Regions from separate parts of the Mus musculus genome. Here region 2 is linked to region 1. A link is a loop called in an ENCODE intact Hi-C map of the cell type or tissue named here. Cell type or tissue: left cerebral cortex. All regions are shown on one strand. Links, peaks and the distances in the headings refer to the core of each region. The heading gives the core; the rest is flanking DNA.

What was found. Peaks named below come from ENCODE experiments on the same cell type or tissue, not always from the same donor. Only the 100,000 strongest peaks of a DNase experiment are listed, where the experiment ranks them.
Region 2: a loop joins it to region 1, with 11 times the contacts of the local background. A loop is called at or near these places in 2 of 42 quality-filtered maps.

Annotation. Positions count from the first base shown.
Region 1 is chr2:145,378,201-145,386,437 of GRCm38, reverse strand. The region is part of intron 2 of Slc24a3 (solute carrier family 24 (sodium/potassium/calcium exchanger), member 3); the gene reads right to left. Among named protein-coding and RNA genes, the nearest start is that of Gm52528, 20 kb to the right of the region's middle. In left cerebral cortex, for the core only: no CTCF peak of the experiment used is centred there; DNase peaks (open chromatin) are centred at 2,940 and 3,616; H3K27ac peaks cover 947 bases.
Region 2 is chr2:145,169,129-145,177,365 of GRCm38, reverse strand. All of the region lies in intron 1 of Slc24a3 (solute carrier family 24 (sodium/potassium/calcium exchanger), member 3), which reads right to left. Among named protein-coding and RNA genes, the nearest start is that of Slc24a3, 5.5 kb to the right of the region's middle. In left cerebral cortex, for the core only: a CTCF peak has its summit at 3,966; DNase peaks (open chromatin) are centred at 4,096 and 4,209; H3K27ac peaks cover 763 bases.

The DNA of each region.
Region 1 (8,237 bases), core at 1,381-6,380:
TGAAAAGTCAAAACATACAGTGACCCAGAGGCCCCTCACCAGAAGGGTATCTGGTTTCTTTTGCCTGTTTCTTAGCTCTGTTTAGCCTCTCAGCTATCCCCAAGGAAATCAGAATATTGCTTCCCTCTCAATAGTATCCATTCCCCTCCCATTTCTTTCTCTCCCTTTCCCCTCCCCTCCCCCCTCTCACACACACACACCTGTGTGTGTATGCACGCACACATGCACCTGCACATATTCTCACATTTGCTACCTTCTTTCCATTTTTAAAATTTTGCCAATGATGAAGTGTGACAATTGGGACAGAAATACTTCTAGAAGCTGATAGCAAGAAAGCAGGTTTCAATGTGAACCTTTGATAAATGTCTCCCATCCCCAGGGAAATTTTAACTCTTCTCTGTACAAAGCATGCCATCTCTTCCCTAGGGCTGTTCAGATGTGAGTCTGTGGCTGTAGCAGCCCCAGCGTATATCCAGGATAAGCCCTGGGCATCTTATCTCTCACACACAATGCTTCCCAGGAGTGGGGCTGTTTTTTTTTTTTTTTTTTTTTTTTTTTTTTTTTTTTTTACTTAAGTTCCTGTGCTATAATGAGCTATGGCCTTGGACATCTCAAAAGAGCCACAGAGAGAATCTTGTCTTACAATATGTGGACAGCTTGAGACAGGCTAGAAAAACAAGCAAGGAAAGAGGAAGACTGCAAAGAAACACATCCACCTTTCACTCATTTGGGGTAGGAAGCCCATTCAAGTACTACTGTGAGATAAAACAGAAACAAATTTGATTGCTTTTTCACAGTCTAGGAACCAATGCCAGTTGTGTGACAAGAATCGTGTTGTCCACTCCCAAGACAGCTGTGCTGGAGAGAAGGAAGAAAATACCATTATAGAGAGATAGAAGCTACAAAACTAGTGGCTGAGGGATTGTCATTTATTAGCCGCTCAAAAGTCATCTCGCTGATGACCTTGAGACACTCCACACCTACATGTATTTATAGCCAACACCAAATTGTCTCTGCCACAGGGAGCTGCTACCAAACTGTTCTTTGTTGTGGCAAAGAGCAGCAGATTAAGTTCAAGTACCTGAGCTTTCCAGCTTCAGCTGCAGTTGATTTGCTCCAGCCACCTCTTCACTGTGTTACACAGCAGAGCCATAACTAGCAATAGAAATAAAGAGCTGGCTCTGCTTGTAGGTGCCAAGCATGAGGCAGAAAGCCCATCTCCCCCACTGTTGGGTAAGGTGAGGATGGCCATTTATGGTTATGTAGGATGTGCGATGAGCAAGGTCCCTAGCCTAAGAGGTGACTCAGTGCTGGGATCCTACCATAATCTCTGCTTGTCAAGAAACATTGGGTGGGGGGCAGATCATATGTATTTCATTTAAGGTTTTAGGAAACACCTTTAAAATATAGCATGTATACCAGAGAAGGCCTAAGTCATAAGTCTTAGGCTTGATTGCTTTTATCTAACTAAACGTACTCACCTATTCACCACTGGGGTAAAACATGAAATGCTAGTAGAACCTCAAGGGAGTCCCTCCAATGGGCATCTTTTAAAGAGTTTGAAACAAGACACCATTGCTTTATTATTAAGCCATTGCTCATGAGGCTGTGAGGACCATAAGGACACTTGCTTTCTTTAGGTCTGCACCTAAGCACTCTATAGAACAGCAAAGTCTAGTGAAAGTGGTCAGTCCTTGGGAATTTACCATAGGTTAAAGAATTACAACTGTGTGCTGAAGAATGTCTCAAGTGGGGAGAGACTCCTTTTTCTGTTCCCTCTGCCAGCTTCTCTTTCTTATAGAACATACCACATAATATCATGATCAGGATAGGAAAGAGAGGGCAAGAATGGGAATCACGTTGCTGAAGGGGCAGGATAGGCAGAATGTGTAACAGGCCAGAGAACATCCCATCCTATGTGAAAAGCAGTCTTGAGCCTGGGTGTTGCCAATCAGCCAAGCTGGAATGGTGGAAGGAAGTCCTGGTCTGGTAGGTGGAAGGGATCACCATCCAGGCCTCTTCAGTATCCTCATATAACTTCTTGTGGGCAGAAGGGAAGGATGTGATATGGTCAGACCCATGCTCTTTGAGACATGATGCTCTCACCTCATATCAACAATGGCCTCTCAAGATGATCTTCTCAAATAATACACTCTCTGCCTTTCTCCCCAAAGACCGTAATTTGAAGCCCATTGCTTTGTTCCTTGGGAAAAAGTTGGGAACTCTCATCGAACAATAGTTGTATAAATTACAGCTGCCATTTTTTTAAATGATATTTTTTTTTATTTTCTACCTGATGCACCTTTCCCAAAGGTTTCAAGTTAGAGGGCACCTGGGATGCCTAATGAGTAGCCACTGTTTGGCCAGGGATTGGACCTTCAGCTAGTAGAGTGGCATGTGTGGTGTCACATCAGAGAATCTACAGCAGGAAGTGTTCCTTCTTTTTGCCCCAAATGTCCAGTGTATGGTCCAGTGAACGATTGACAGATATGACTGTCCATAACGAAATTTTGTCATTTTGTCTGTCATTTTCTTTATGGACTCGTTGAATGTTCACACTTAATGACTGCAAAAGTGGCGACTTCAGTGCAAAGGGTATGGGTCTGGGCCAAGAAACTTCAGCATTCCCAGCACATGGCTCACACCGAGAATTCTATCAGACTGATTTTCATGAAAAGGTGTGTCAGGCTGGTTCACCCTGTGCGGCTGCACACCCGGAACACCTGTCCGACTGTAACTAGAGGAATATTTCTCATAGTCCAGAGCGGAGTCTCCCTGCCAGCACCGGCCGTGGCTTTCAGCCCATTCTCTCCTAGCAAAGCTGCTTAGTCCTTAAATCGCAAGGAGTTGGTTTTCAGCCAGGCAGCAGCGGGGGTGGGAGTGGGGGTGGGTGGTAGAGACAGGACTAAGCAGGGCATTCTGCCCAGTGCTAGCCAGAGTCCCATCTGCTCCAAGCAATAACTTGTTCAATATGGCAGCCTTGGTTGGAGCTTCTCTCTGTCTAAGCCCCTCTGCTGCCTGTTCCTTTCTTTCTGGTCATCAGTCACCTGATAAACTACTTAAGTCCCGATCTGATCTCTGAAGCTGTTTTCAGGGACTCCTGAACAAAACAGACAGGGTCCTTACAATGTATTTAACTCCGAGGTGCACCCCAGGAGGCACTGAGGAACTGCTATTTGACTATACGCCCCCTTCCAGGAAGTGTGCATTTCTTTTATGAGGAGAAAAGAAGAAAATGGCTCCAACGCCTGAACTCTCTAAAATATTAACAATCCTGACTAGGAGCCAGGACTGGGCTAAGCTGGTTTGCACAATGTTATGTTTTGAGTGGATCCTTAAGAAACATACTGGAGACTCAATCCCACTATAACAGTGTTAGGAGGCGTTTCTCTTCAGAAAGCTTCACTTCCTCCCTCCTCTCTCTCCCTTCCCTCTGTCTGCTTTCTTTCCTACCTCATCATCCTCTCATCCTCTCTTGCTCTTTTCAGTCATGGAAGATGCAGCAGAAGGCCCTTGCCCTTGGCCAGCCTCTTGATCTTGGATTTCCCAGTTGCTAGAACTGTGAGGGAGTACAGTTCTATTTTTTTAATAGATGCTCTGGTCTGTGGTATTCTGTTATAGCAGTGCAAAGCTGACTAACACACAGAGATTATCTCATTAATTCCTTGGCAGCTTCCTGGGAAGACTGATACAAGTAGTGCCTCCCTGTGGAAAGAGGCAACCGACTTTTGAATGTTATACTGCTATATGGTAAGGTTCACATTTGAGTCAGTCATTGGTGACCTGTACACAAGCTCAGAACTCCTGAGTGGTGGGTGAGGCCTAGTCGAACTCACTATTGCCTCAGGATTAGCAAACTATGCTGATATGAGAGCCCATAAGCACACTACCTAAGGAAACCCCAAATCACAGGGCTCTTAAGACATCTCTTCATCCCATGCACCTGAAAAAGGCTCCCCCTCACCTAAGGTCACGGGTTTATATTCATTGCCACCAAATCTCACCTTTTTAAGACATAGCTCATTTCAGGATGTCAACGTTTTGTGACCCTATTTCAGCTCTCAAACAGTTAAGTCAGAGTTAATTAGCCGTGATTTCAGCAAAATCTACATACTAGATATTGAAGTCACTAAGCTCATGGTGTTTAGTGTGGTAGTTCAGTTTTGGCCAGTGATTCAGGGACAGAAATTATATGCATGCTTTCTTGGTCTAATTTCCCTTGTCACCCGATCCCCCATTTTCTCTCTTTCCCTACCTGTTAAGCATAAGGGAATTCCTGAGGAGCCAGCAAATGGCAAGCTGAAGGTATAAGGCCCTCAGGCTTCTGAGTCACTGTGTGGATAGGCGCTTGCTGAATACTCACTGTGTGGATAGGCGCTTGCTGAATACTGTGGAGTTGTGGAAATTTGCAAGAGTGATAAGTAGACTTCTCTGTTAGTAAACTACTAAAATCTATTAAATCACTTATGATTAGCATGGATCAACAAGACACTTTTTGTTTGTCCTTCCTTCTAGGTTTATGGTGTCCCTAAGGTGGGTTTTGATGGTTTTAGAGACTTGATGCTAATCATTTAGGAGATGCTGGGAACCATAGGGAACCACCAGACTCAGCAGAGGTAGCATGGGCAAATGACAGATGTGGGCTGCAGCTTACAGCAGACAGTGTGAGCTCATGCAAAGGTCTTTTGGCAAAGGCTTTCCTCCTGTCCATTTGTTCACCCGAGAATTGCTGTAAGCAATTAACAGATCCTAATAGGACCTAACCAAAAATAAATAAATAAACTCCCATTGAGTCCAGAGAGTTCTGTGGACTTGCTCAAAGCCCCTTAATGGGCTGACAGCAAAGCTGTGTGACAACTTTGGTTTTTGTGGGTGACTCAAGGTCGCTTGAAGAACATTGCCCCTTCTGACATTTATTGCTCGAATGGTTCATCCAAGTCACCCGAATCCTTTAAGTACAAGCAGCGGCTTTCCTTTCAGAGTGATTCCAAATAACTCCAGCAGCCATGAAAACAAAGGCCTGTCTCCTGTCAAAGGCTCCAGCCCATGACCAAACCCAAGACCTGCCTAAATGCCACCAGTGGACAGAGAATTAACATATTTCCTTATTGCTAGGAAACAGAAGTTCAGTAATTATATTACACCTAATAAGAGACCTGGGTTTCCAGACTTTTACATTTGTATCTGTAAATATTAGCTTTCCCGTTGAAGCAGCTTGCTTTCAACCTCTTGTACTTTCAACGTTTAATTAAAAGTCTCCCAGAACTCATTATATTCTGCCCTCCAAAAGCTGGCTAAGCACAAGCATTCTTTGCCATTGTAGCTCTTTCCTCTTAGATGTTCTTTTGTGTAACTCACTGAAGCCATGCTCTGAAACCCAGAGTCTGGGCAGGTTTATCAGAGTTCTGCTGTTAGTGTATACCAGAGATAAAGGCTGAACATCTGCATATGCTCACCTGGACAAAGGGGACGGAGATAACAGCCCAGTTCCTCTTAGCATCTTCCAAGGATGGGATGAGATCCCACGGCCTGGCACATAGCACAGTTAGTACGGGTGGCGCTCTGCCTTCTCTCTTCTATATTTACTACAGAAGTACAACTCCAGGAAAGGAACTTTTCGCAGGTGGTTCCAATGGGTATTGTTGAAAGACTTATCACATTTCCTTGCCTTTACTACTTCAGTACATAACTGCCCAACTCCTGCTTGCAAGCCCCTGCCTCTTTCTTAAGAACCCCATTCTGACTTTGAGAGTTGGCTTTATCTATGTCCAGAAATGTCAGGGCTTCATTTGTCATGGGTAACCAAGTTCTCAGAAGAGTTAAACGCCAGCCACCTACATTATCAGGTTTATATGTGACCTTTCCATGTGTTCTTTTCCTTGTCTCATCTTCCCTCTCCTTGACCAACACTGACACATAACCTACACAGTGTGAATCCTTGACATTGGCTGGGTCTGTTTTCCAGATATCTTAAACAAGACTGATACTGGTGCATGTATATGTATCTATGTATTCTAGACTGGACTCGGAATCAGATCTGTGAATTCTGCTTCTACTCTGTTTCAACTCAAGGAGTTTTCTTCTTTCTGGACAGAAGAATGCTTCAGGTGGCCATCAAGTCAGTACATGTGAGCAAGGACATTGGCTCCATGACAGTCATGGAGAAAAGGGGCAGAGGTTATGAGAACTGACCATGGCAATTGGTCACATTACATAATACACTAGGTCAGATGTTATAAGGCAATAAAACAAACATGGGATTATTGACAAGGTCAGTTCTGGCTAATGGTAACACAGAGTATGTTAAACCATCTTTGTGCTTTTTGGTAATTAAAAAAAAAATCTCAGGAATGGTGAGATGGCTCAGAGAGCAAACACACTTGCCAGTAAGCCCAGTGGCCTGAGTTAAATCCTCAGGACCCACAGCATGGAAAGAGAAAACAGATTCCTACAAGTCATCTACTCACCTCCACTTGTGTGCCTTGTCATGTGCCCACCCCAATAAATGAATACAATATAAATCTAAACAATGAACCGTATTGCTAATGAAATAAAGAATATGGATACATACACACACACACACACACACATATACATACACACACACACACACATACACACACATACACACACACACATACATACACACACACACACACACACACACACACACACACACTCTCACACACACACACACACATATGCATAGTAAACTTGCTAAGATAAGTTTCTAGCTTGGAAACTAAAATCATTAAATTCCAGGTAAGAATGGAAAGAAATTTTAAGAGAGAAGAAATCAATAAAATTGAAAATATAAAAATATTTCAATAAAACCCAGAGCCCTATGAAAAGATCAATACAATTTGTAGTTCTATCTAGTTTAAAATACAAAATATTGAACAACACAAATAATTGGAATTAAAAACTGAAAATAGAGCTATACCATCATTAACATAGTAATGAAAGAATAGTATCACAATCCTATGCCCATAAAGTTGAGCACACAGATGAAATAAACCTAAAAGTTATAATCTACCAAAAACTCAATCAAGAGGTAAATAATATGGATAGGTTTATATCACTGAAGAAACCAAATCAATAACCAGTATTCTAAAAGAGGAATTAATAACCTTGGAAGGAGTACAGATCTCAGGTGAATGCACTAGTGAGGTGAACAAGCATTTGATGAAGGATCATATCACTTCTCTGTGGTCTTTTCTAGAAAGTAGAAAGAAAGAGGATACTTCTTAGCCTGTATCATAAGCTCAGTATTTTCCTAGTACCAAAAGTAGATGGGGGAAATTAAAGTTTCCTACTACAAAGTAGTGTCTCTCATGATATTCGTTGTAAAAACTCCTCAATAAAATAAGAGCAAGCTAAATTCAACGATATAGAAACGTTAAAATAATGACTGACTGAGATTTGTTCCAAGTCTTCAAAGACAAATAAATGCTCAAAATCAATTAATACGCCTCATGGTGTCAATAGGCTGAAGAAGGAAAAAACATATATGATCATTTCAACAGGCGCAGAAAAACTCTTGGCAGACTAGGAATAGAAAGGAATGTGCTAAAAACATCCTTTAAAAATCTATACCTACTGTTATATTTATCATACTTATCATATGCCTTCAGGCAGCCTCCAGGTAAAGGAGGCAGGTCATTCTATGGGTATGGGGAGCAGCTGCCTGACTCTACTGTCTGCTACGACAGTGATGAGGGGAGGTACATGAGTAACTTACTGTCTACATCAGCCCCAAAAGAGGGGTCACCTTTTCATATTGCTCAGAGATAGTGACTTGAAAATCAGCTCTAAATGTAATAAAAGCCTTTTAAAGATTTCTGTCTCTCTGTCTGTCTCTGTCTATCTGTCATCTCTCTGTCTGTCTGTCTGTCTCTCTTGGTGTGTGTGTGTGTACACTCATGCATGCTTTTATGCACATTTGAGTACAGGTGCCCACTGAGGGCAGAAGAAGCCATCATATCTCTTGAAGCTGGAGTATTAGGCAGTTATAAGCCACCTGATATGGGTGCTGGGAACTAAACTGAGGTCATCTGGAAGAGCAATGAATGCTCTTCACCACTGAGCCTTCTTTCCAGTCTTAAGGCCACTTTGAAAAGCCCCATTACTCAAAAGTCTTTTCACTCTAACTCTTATCAGATGCCTCTTCTAAGTGGGAAGACAAGCATTTTTCTCCATAGCTGAGTTTCAGGTGTCCAGACTCTGGGGACATGTAC
Region 2 (8,237 bases), core at 1,512-6,511, 210 kb after region 1:
GGAGTCTTACCCAGTGATGTGGCCCAGTCAGGTGAGTTCCCCGGGGATACTCCCCAACAGGACCTTCCTCTGCTAATGCTGTCATTTGCAATGGCCTCACCTAATCACGAGGCACACAAAGACACACAAGTTCTCCTGGCTATTAAAGGCACTGATTAGAAAAATGCAACAACATAAATGGACAAGAAGTACTTTACTGCTTACAGGAGTCCACAGGAGTCAACAGAAACTTCAGGACTACTGCACGTATTTAGAAGTAGGAGAGACGATGCATGTGGATGGAGTGAGACAGACTACAAAAGGAACTCACAGGTAAAGCAGCTGTTGGCAATTAGAGCTGTGACCTCAGAAATGAAAGCCTGTGTCAGAGTAGGAAACCTGGGCCACACAAGGTGGTCCCATGGGTAAAATGGCTTCCTGTGCAAGTCTGATGACCTGAGTGAGGTCCTCAGACCCTACTGAAGGCAGAAGCAGAGAACTGATTCTACCAGTTAACCTTCTGACCTCCACACACATGCTTCTGACACATGACACACATCATACACACACACACACACACACACACACACACACACATCAAGTAAAGTTTATTTTTAAGGGGAGGAAAGTTCTTAAAAAAAAAAAAAACTTGTGGAAGAGCTGGAGAGATGGCTCAGAGATTAAGAATACTGGCTGCTATGCCACAGGACCTGAGTTTGATCCCCAGCTCCCATATGACAGCTTGGAACCCTCTATAACTCCAGTCCTAGAGGATCCAACATTCACTTCTAGCCTCCTCAGGCACTAGGCATACATGTGGTACACAGACATACATGTAGTCAAAATGCCCACATGTGTAAATATAAATAGGTAGGTAGAGAGAGAGAGAGAGAGAGGAGAGAGAGAGAGAGAGAGAGAACCAATAACATTAGTAGACATCAGAGCAAAGGTCTGGCGCAATTACATATTACTGTATACTTACCTGTGAGAAGCAAGGCAGAAGGATCATGAGTTCAAGGCCAGCCTGAGCTGTATAACAAAGTTTATCTCAAACAGAAAAAAAATCAATAAAAAAGGTGAAAGTAGAAAAAAAAAGACAGTCTAGGAGGTACCCTTAGGAACCCAAGTGAACAAGGATGTGAACATCACAGAGGGCAAGTCTCCAGGCCTGGGTGACATTCACTTCCAGATTTGAAGACTAAGAGCCTGGACAGACACATACCCACAGCAGTCTTTATAACATCACTGGCACTGGGAGCAAATAGCACATGAGAAGCAGAGAAAATCACATACATGTCTGACAAAAAAGGAGATGGAGTCTAAAAGCAGTAAAAAACCAGGACAGCATCAGACTTCTTAATGGCATCTTTAAAGAAAGATAGCCAAGAGACATCATCAGATCCTCAGGGAAAATGAGGTCCACCCTACATTCTTTTCCTTTTATCTTAGATTTAAGGTCAGCCTTAAAACCATAGCCCTCCTGCCTCTGCTCTCCCAAGTTCTAGCATTACAGGTGGGTAACCTAAATTATGAGCCCGATCTATCTGACATGTGGGGTCAGGAGAAGGATTATATCTTCAAACATACAGGGTGTCAACCCTGTGCTTTCTCTGCCTTATTATGGGGGCATCTGGAACATGTGATATCCAAAACGACAAGTGCAGGGATGCACCGAGAGGGATACACACATGACTTCCTGGAAGACACTTCCGGGGCAGAGTGGAGAGAGATGTGTGCAGCATAGAGCTGAGGGAAGGTGGCAAGATGACAGCTAGACAGCAAGATGACCAAGCCACCTGAGCAGACAACGAAAGGCCGGAAGAATCTGGATGGAGATCACTTCCAAGAGAACCCCCCCCCCCCGCCCCCGGAGAACTTAATGTCAGCATACACATGGGGATAAGACGAGGCTGAGAGAAGAGAGTTTGGCCTGAAATTGTAGCAAAGGTTTAGCCAGCTAAGTTAGAAGAGAGTAGATTTACATTCAGAACTGAAAATTGTGAGTTCAGTGTGTTTCACAGCTCAGCGACATGGAGCCTTTACATGGTCACATACAGTGAGCGTTGCATATTAACCTAGCCCACTGAGGCTCAGACTTGGCACCCACATTTGCCAAGAATCCTAATGCCCACACCACACTCTGCAACAGTCCATTAGCATCTCTGGGTAAGATGGAGACACAAGTGAAGCTCAGAATTCCCGAGGTGACACAGCAGAGAAGACCGGGGAGCAGGAGCTCACCAAAGAGATGATTTTCACCTTCGGCTCTGCTCCTCATCTGTGGTCGCAACTGCTTATAATCCCAGCTTTTAACTGTCGGCTTCATGTCCCACCAGCCCACTAAGTCAAACTGTCCATAAATGAATATTTCACATTCTGTCTGGAAAATGACATTATTGACATCGTGGTGTCGATGTGTAATGGCAGACTGCTCACTGTGGCCCCTTTGTTCTCCCGTGTCCTCCATAGGTTCAAATTCTGGTGGCAGACCAGAGTTAAAAAAAAAAAAAGTCTTTTATCCAAGCTGTAACAAAGCAGCAATGTAAAGGGGGAAATGAAGAGGAACATTGTCAATACTGCAAAAGCTACAAATGGGAAATTCCCTAAACCAGGTAGCAGCTGAGCTGGTTTTATCTGCTCACCCTCCCAGGAACACATAGCTACTGCCGAGCAAAGACTGGATGCTAGATTGCATGGTTTAAATGAGCAACTGGCACTGGTCTTTTCTGACCCCTAGAGCTCCCTGCTAATCCTGAACTCCAAACTTCATATCATAGCCAACCACTTCCATGGTCCCCGTGTGGTTTCAAGTCCATCGAATTTTCACATAAGGCTCAAAAAATGCATATGGCTGTTCTAGTCCCACAAGCATGGACATGATTCAAACAGGAGGGGGAGGATTTAGCCACACAGCTTCCACGTTATAGTTAACTACACTTGAACCCCCCCCCCCCCCCCGTCTAACTTTTGCCAATCTAATTATCCAAAAATAAAAAATAAAAAAGACATCATCTTGGTTATTTTTATGTTCCAATTTCCCACTTGATAATTAAGGGTGGAAAATGTTATTTGTGGCTATTGGCCACCTGCAGTTAGTTGCATCTCTGTCAGTTGTCTGCCTGCATTTATTTTTGTGCACTTTTCTAGGAGTTTGCCTAACTCCACCCCTCCCCCCATCCCTCCCCCTCCCCATCTTCTACTTTCCCTTTGTTTCCCAGATTCCAGAACCTCCAAAGTATCACATGCTGCTCCAGGACACAGTGCATTTCTCATTCGTATCTCCAACAATTCTTCAAAGGTAGCTACACTGTCTCGCTTCTCACAAAGACAAAAGATAGATACTGAGTATCATCTCAGATACAACTGTCAGCCCAACAACCAGTACTGCCTGATTAAAGAGGGCAAATATAAAGAGGCCCAGGTCTCTTGCCCTGAAATCCCAGAAAGGACTCCTTCCAAGGAATCCACTGAGATGAATTTCACAAAAAGGCAGCTAACAAAGATGGTGATGGGGTAGGGAAGCCATCAAAGCCTAAGACTAGCAACAGTGAGGAGCATGGCCCATCCCAAGGCAGAAGTGGATAGAGAGAACAGCACGTGAAGTGCTGGAAGCCCATCATCCCTTGGCTCATAGCAAATCTTGCATCCTCACTACTTCTCATTCTCAGATCCTACATGACAGGATCTTGTTTGAAACTATTTGCAAGCAATGAATAAGACTGGCTGTCAAATAAACTCTACTGAATCAGAACCTGGCAGCCATCAGCCAAAAAGCCTCAAATTACTCTCCTGAGATCATAACCCACTTGCAATGTGACTCTATGGATATTTTTGGAACCCCCTAGACCTCAGTTTCCCCATTAGGATAGTCTCTGTGATATCCTTCTGTCTGTTACCCAAACACACGCATAGAGATTCTCCTTGTGTGCAAGGAACACTCCTTATAGAAGCAAGAGTTGCCAAAGTCCTGCACTATCAGCCAGCTTCCACCAGGCCTTGGAATGCTCAGCAAATAGCTAGTTTTGCAACTCTTTTGGCTTTGCCAACCCTCCAGGGTAAGAAAAAAAAAATCTTCCCACAAGGATTCAAGGCTTGCAAGGAGAGGAAATCTTTGAGAAAAATCTGGGTTGATGAGCAGCTAAGAAAAGGCAGGAGGAAAGAAACACTTCTATATATGTTTGTGCAGAAAATAGAAAAGGTTGAAAGCAACGTGTTTCTAAAATACTGCTTCTATGAAACCAACCTTCTGTTACTCCTTACTCCTTGGCTGACTGAAAAAGGCAGGGCGATTCCCTGTCTTGTGTTCACATCCTCTCTGCCAGTGCTGGAGAATATAGCCATATGCAGCTTCGACACAGGCATGGCCTGGTTCAAATCCTACCACTCTCCAACTGATACCAGGCACAGCCTGGCACTGTTCTTCATCCCAGTGATCTCCAAAGAGAAATGGGTAACTGTGTCAAATCTCCAAGACTAGAACTTACAAAAATACACACATGTCAGCAAGCAGGGGCCTAAAACATGGTACGGGGTTTGTTCTGTTTTGTTTTGATCGTGGGCATTAAAATTCAGAAACCAAAAAGGCTTGTAAACAAGCATAACAAATATATTTTGAGCTCCTGGTACGGGCTGGGTGATAGGGGTGACATGTCAGAATAGATCACAGGGTCTCCGACCTCCCGGAGCTCAGAATCCAGTGAGCAGGAATGTTACTCAAACACTGACCAAATAAATAGATAGCTGCCGACTTTGATAAATACAGTCAACAGAAAGCAGTGTTTCCAGAGGACGCTGTGGGGAGTCTAATATAGTCCAGAGGACCTTGGCCTGGCCATGAAGGATTAAGTAACTGCAGAATTGAAGGATTAGTTAGTTGTGGTGGACACAGCAGTACAGTGGACCTGCGCATGGGAGAAATCTGGGACCAGAAAGGTCACATCCTTGGGAAGTAACAGAAAAAGTCAAGTAAAATCAGAAAAGGGAAGTCCAAGGGAGGGGCTATTGAGCTAGGGGTCTGCAGGCTGCACCCCAAGCCCTCTGATGAGTAAGAGTCCATGGAAGCAAAGACGGACTCTCGGGTTTGCAGTTCGAAACCCTATAGTAGCTCCTTCATCAGTAGTTACCTCCCATCTCCATATCAAATAAGATGAACAGCAATTAAATTTCATGATTGGAGAACATTTCAAAGATATTGCACATGTGCATGAATTTACAGTATATATTCACATGGGTGTATATGCAAATATCTGCATGCAAATGCATATTATATACTTCCTTTATTCAACCACTGGCCACTTTGGGCCATGCCTTCACTCACTCCTAAGTTACAATCCCTTCAGATCTCCAGATGTTTCCAAATACATCAATCATCGTATCTCCCATTATACTGAGAAAGCAGAGACTCTATGTCCCCACTGTTTCAACCTGGCTGGCATTGTTTCTGCCTCGACCAGCAGAAGACCACCATGGCAACAGCACTCTGTGACTTCTGAAGCCAGAGCCTAAAATTTAAGCCCTTCCATCTTGTTTTCAGGAGTGCTGTCTTAGAACCTGGCTGCCATGCTCTGAGGAAGTTCAAGCTGAGCCCCATGGAAAGGCCATGGGTTGGTCTGTGTCAACATCCACATCAGCCCTTATCCATGGGTGTGATGTCCTCTGGGATGATTCCAGAGCTGACTGTCAAATCGGGTGGCTCAGACTTGCAGTTTTCACAGCCGTGGCCTGTGACATAATGGAGTAGAGAAAAGCCATCTGGAACTTGCCCATCCAAACTCCTGAGCCAATTATCCATGAGCAGGAAAGGTGAACAGCTGTTTGGAGTCAAGGTTGGAGCTCATTTGTTAGATAGCCATAATAATGGACATATAAAATATATATCCATGTGTCATACACACACACATACACACATGTGTACACACAGATGTATGTATTTGTGTGTGTGTTCAAATATATGTTTTTTCTTAGTTACACCTCTTAGAACTTCCTAGAGATACGCACAAAAGTGTTTGTGTGTATGTGTGAGATTTTTTTTTTAACCCCTACTCCTGGAGAAAGATGACCATGTATCAAGAAAAGTGAAACACTTCTAAGCCACTCAATACATATAAAAGTAATCTGTTCTCATTGCAAGAATAAATGAAAACTTCATTAGCAAATCTAACACCTTATTTAAATTGGCTTTGAACACAGAGATCAAAAAGGAGATCTTCATTGGCAACCACTAAATAGGGCACCTGGGTTTTGTGTGTCCCCTGCTGCAGGCTCTCAGCACTGAAGACAGTGTTTGCCAGCGAGGTAAATGCACAGAAAGTGTGCTTGGCACAGGGCCTGGCACTTGGGATGCCCAAACTGTAGTTGTTATCATTATTATTGCTTTTGTTGTAGTTAGAATTAAGAATTCTCCTCATTCCAGCACTAACTCTTCCTGACCTAAATTAAACAATCCTCATGTCCTAGCTACACAGAAGGAGAAAACAAAAACAGTATAGATTCTTTTCTATACTTCTAACCAAATACAGAGCTTTGCAAAACAGAAGCAAACTTTTTAGTATATAACCAAATCTGGATTTACTTAGAAATTAAGAAAGAGATCCTAAATTCCATGATTAGAAATGTTAGACATTATGTAACATAACTGCCATACACCTCTATTTGGACTTTCTTATAAAAAGAACTAACCACCCTTTTTATAAGAAAGAAAAAGAACAAGGTGGGGGTGGGAATCATGGGAAACAAGCCTCTGAGAAGATATCTGGTTATCTTTAATAATTACCACATGCCTTTAAACATAAAAATTACCTTTGGTTATTAGGAAGGTACCCCCCCCATGACCATATGAACACCACAGTCTTGCACCCTGAAGCAAGAAACAGAGCTGAGAACAAAGGTCACCTAAGGTTGGTTTATACCTCCACACCTCACTTCCTATATGACTTCACTCAGTCACCTTTTGTGAGTCCCAGTATCTTTAAAATGAGGTGAATTTTGAACCCTTTGCCAATGACACAAGGATAGTATGTAGAATGCCCCCCCCCCAAATTTCAGGATAAGAGTCTCTGCCCTGATGTTTATAATACTAAATGGCAATTCCCTAGGCAAAAATATCATTGGAAGATCTCTATGTGGTAAATAATCTGTTTAAAATTATCTCGAAAGAAGACTGTGTCTTGCTGCTCCAACACGGCTGTGCTTCACCTATTGAAAACATCAGTATCTAATGCAAGAAAAGGTGACTAGAGACCGAATTAAGACTAGCAAGTCATAGAGTTGGGGGTGGGGGCTGTAAACAGAGCCTGCGTAGCAAGGTCATTAGCATTGTTGGGTTTTTCCCAACTAAGTCTTCTTGCTATGCATGGAAGTGTTCATAAACTGGACATTAGCAGACAGGCTAGAGAAGTGAGAAAGAGAAGAGAAAGATAAACAAGAGAAGGAATGAGATGGGGGCATGCTATGGAATGATGTCTGAGTCAGTAACACCTGGAGAGAAATGTCAGGAAAACTATCTCAAAAGGGAAGAGTAGTCATCAGATTCTAAGTTCACAGTGTGTGATGCCTTATCAGCCCAGATATTCCAGCATCTGGTGGTAGCAGGAACGGAAACCCCTGCAATTGATCCACTTAATCCTATGGATCACATTCAACATCCAGGACAAATGTCTTTTATGCCCTGCAAAGTGCTGGGAAGCCTGTTACTCACAGGCTCCAACCTGTAGAGAAACGGCCACCAAGTGATTTGGAATAACTCTTGCCAACGGAAGCATAAACTATCTGCTGGCTTCCACTCACCCTCTTCGGGACAGTCAGTGCATACTACTTAGCAGGTCTGAATCTTCCCTTGGAAAAAAGTCTCACTTCATTCAAATAGTACAGCCCACCTCCCTCATGTCAGTACCCAGGGCCAGAAAATCAGAGATTCAAAAGCAATAGAGAGAGTCATGGAGTCTAAGGGTTTTGCTGAAGACCAGGCCCGCTTCTCTCCTATTACCATATATGATGAAGTCCGTAGAGAGATCTGCTAAGTTCAGAATGACCCCTGAGTTTCACCATGAGGCACCACACCAGCCATGGTGAGGGAAAACCCTTTCTTGATTGATGGCACCTTTTAAAATGTCACCATCGCTATCAAAATGCTTTTATTGTGTGCTTCAAAGCACCACGTATTAGAACTGTGCCTATCTTAACAGTACAGCACATAGCTGTAACTGTTTTACCCCACAATCATTTATTTGTCTGCTTCCCCACAAACCCTGATATTCGAA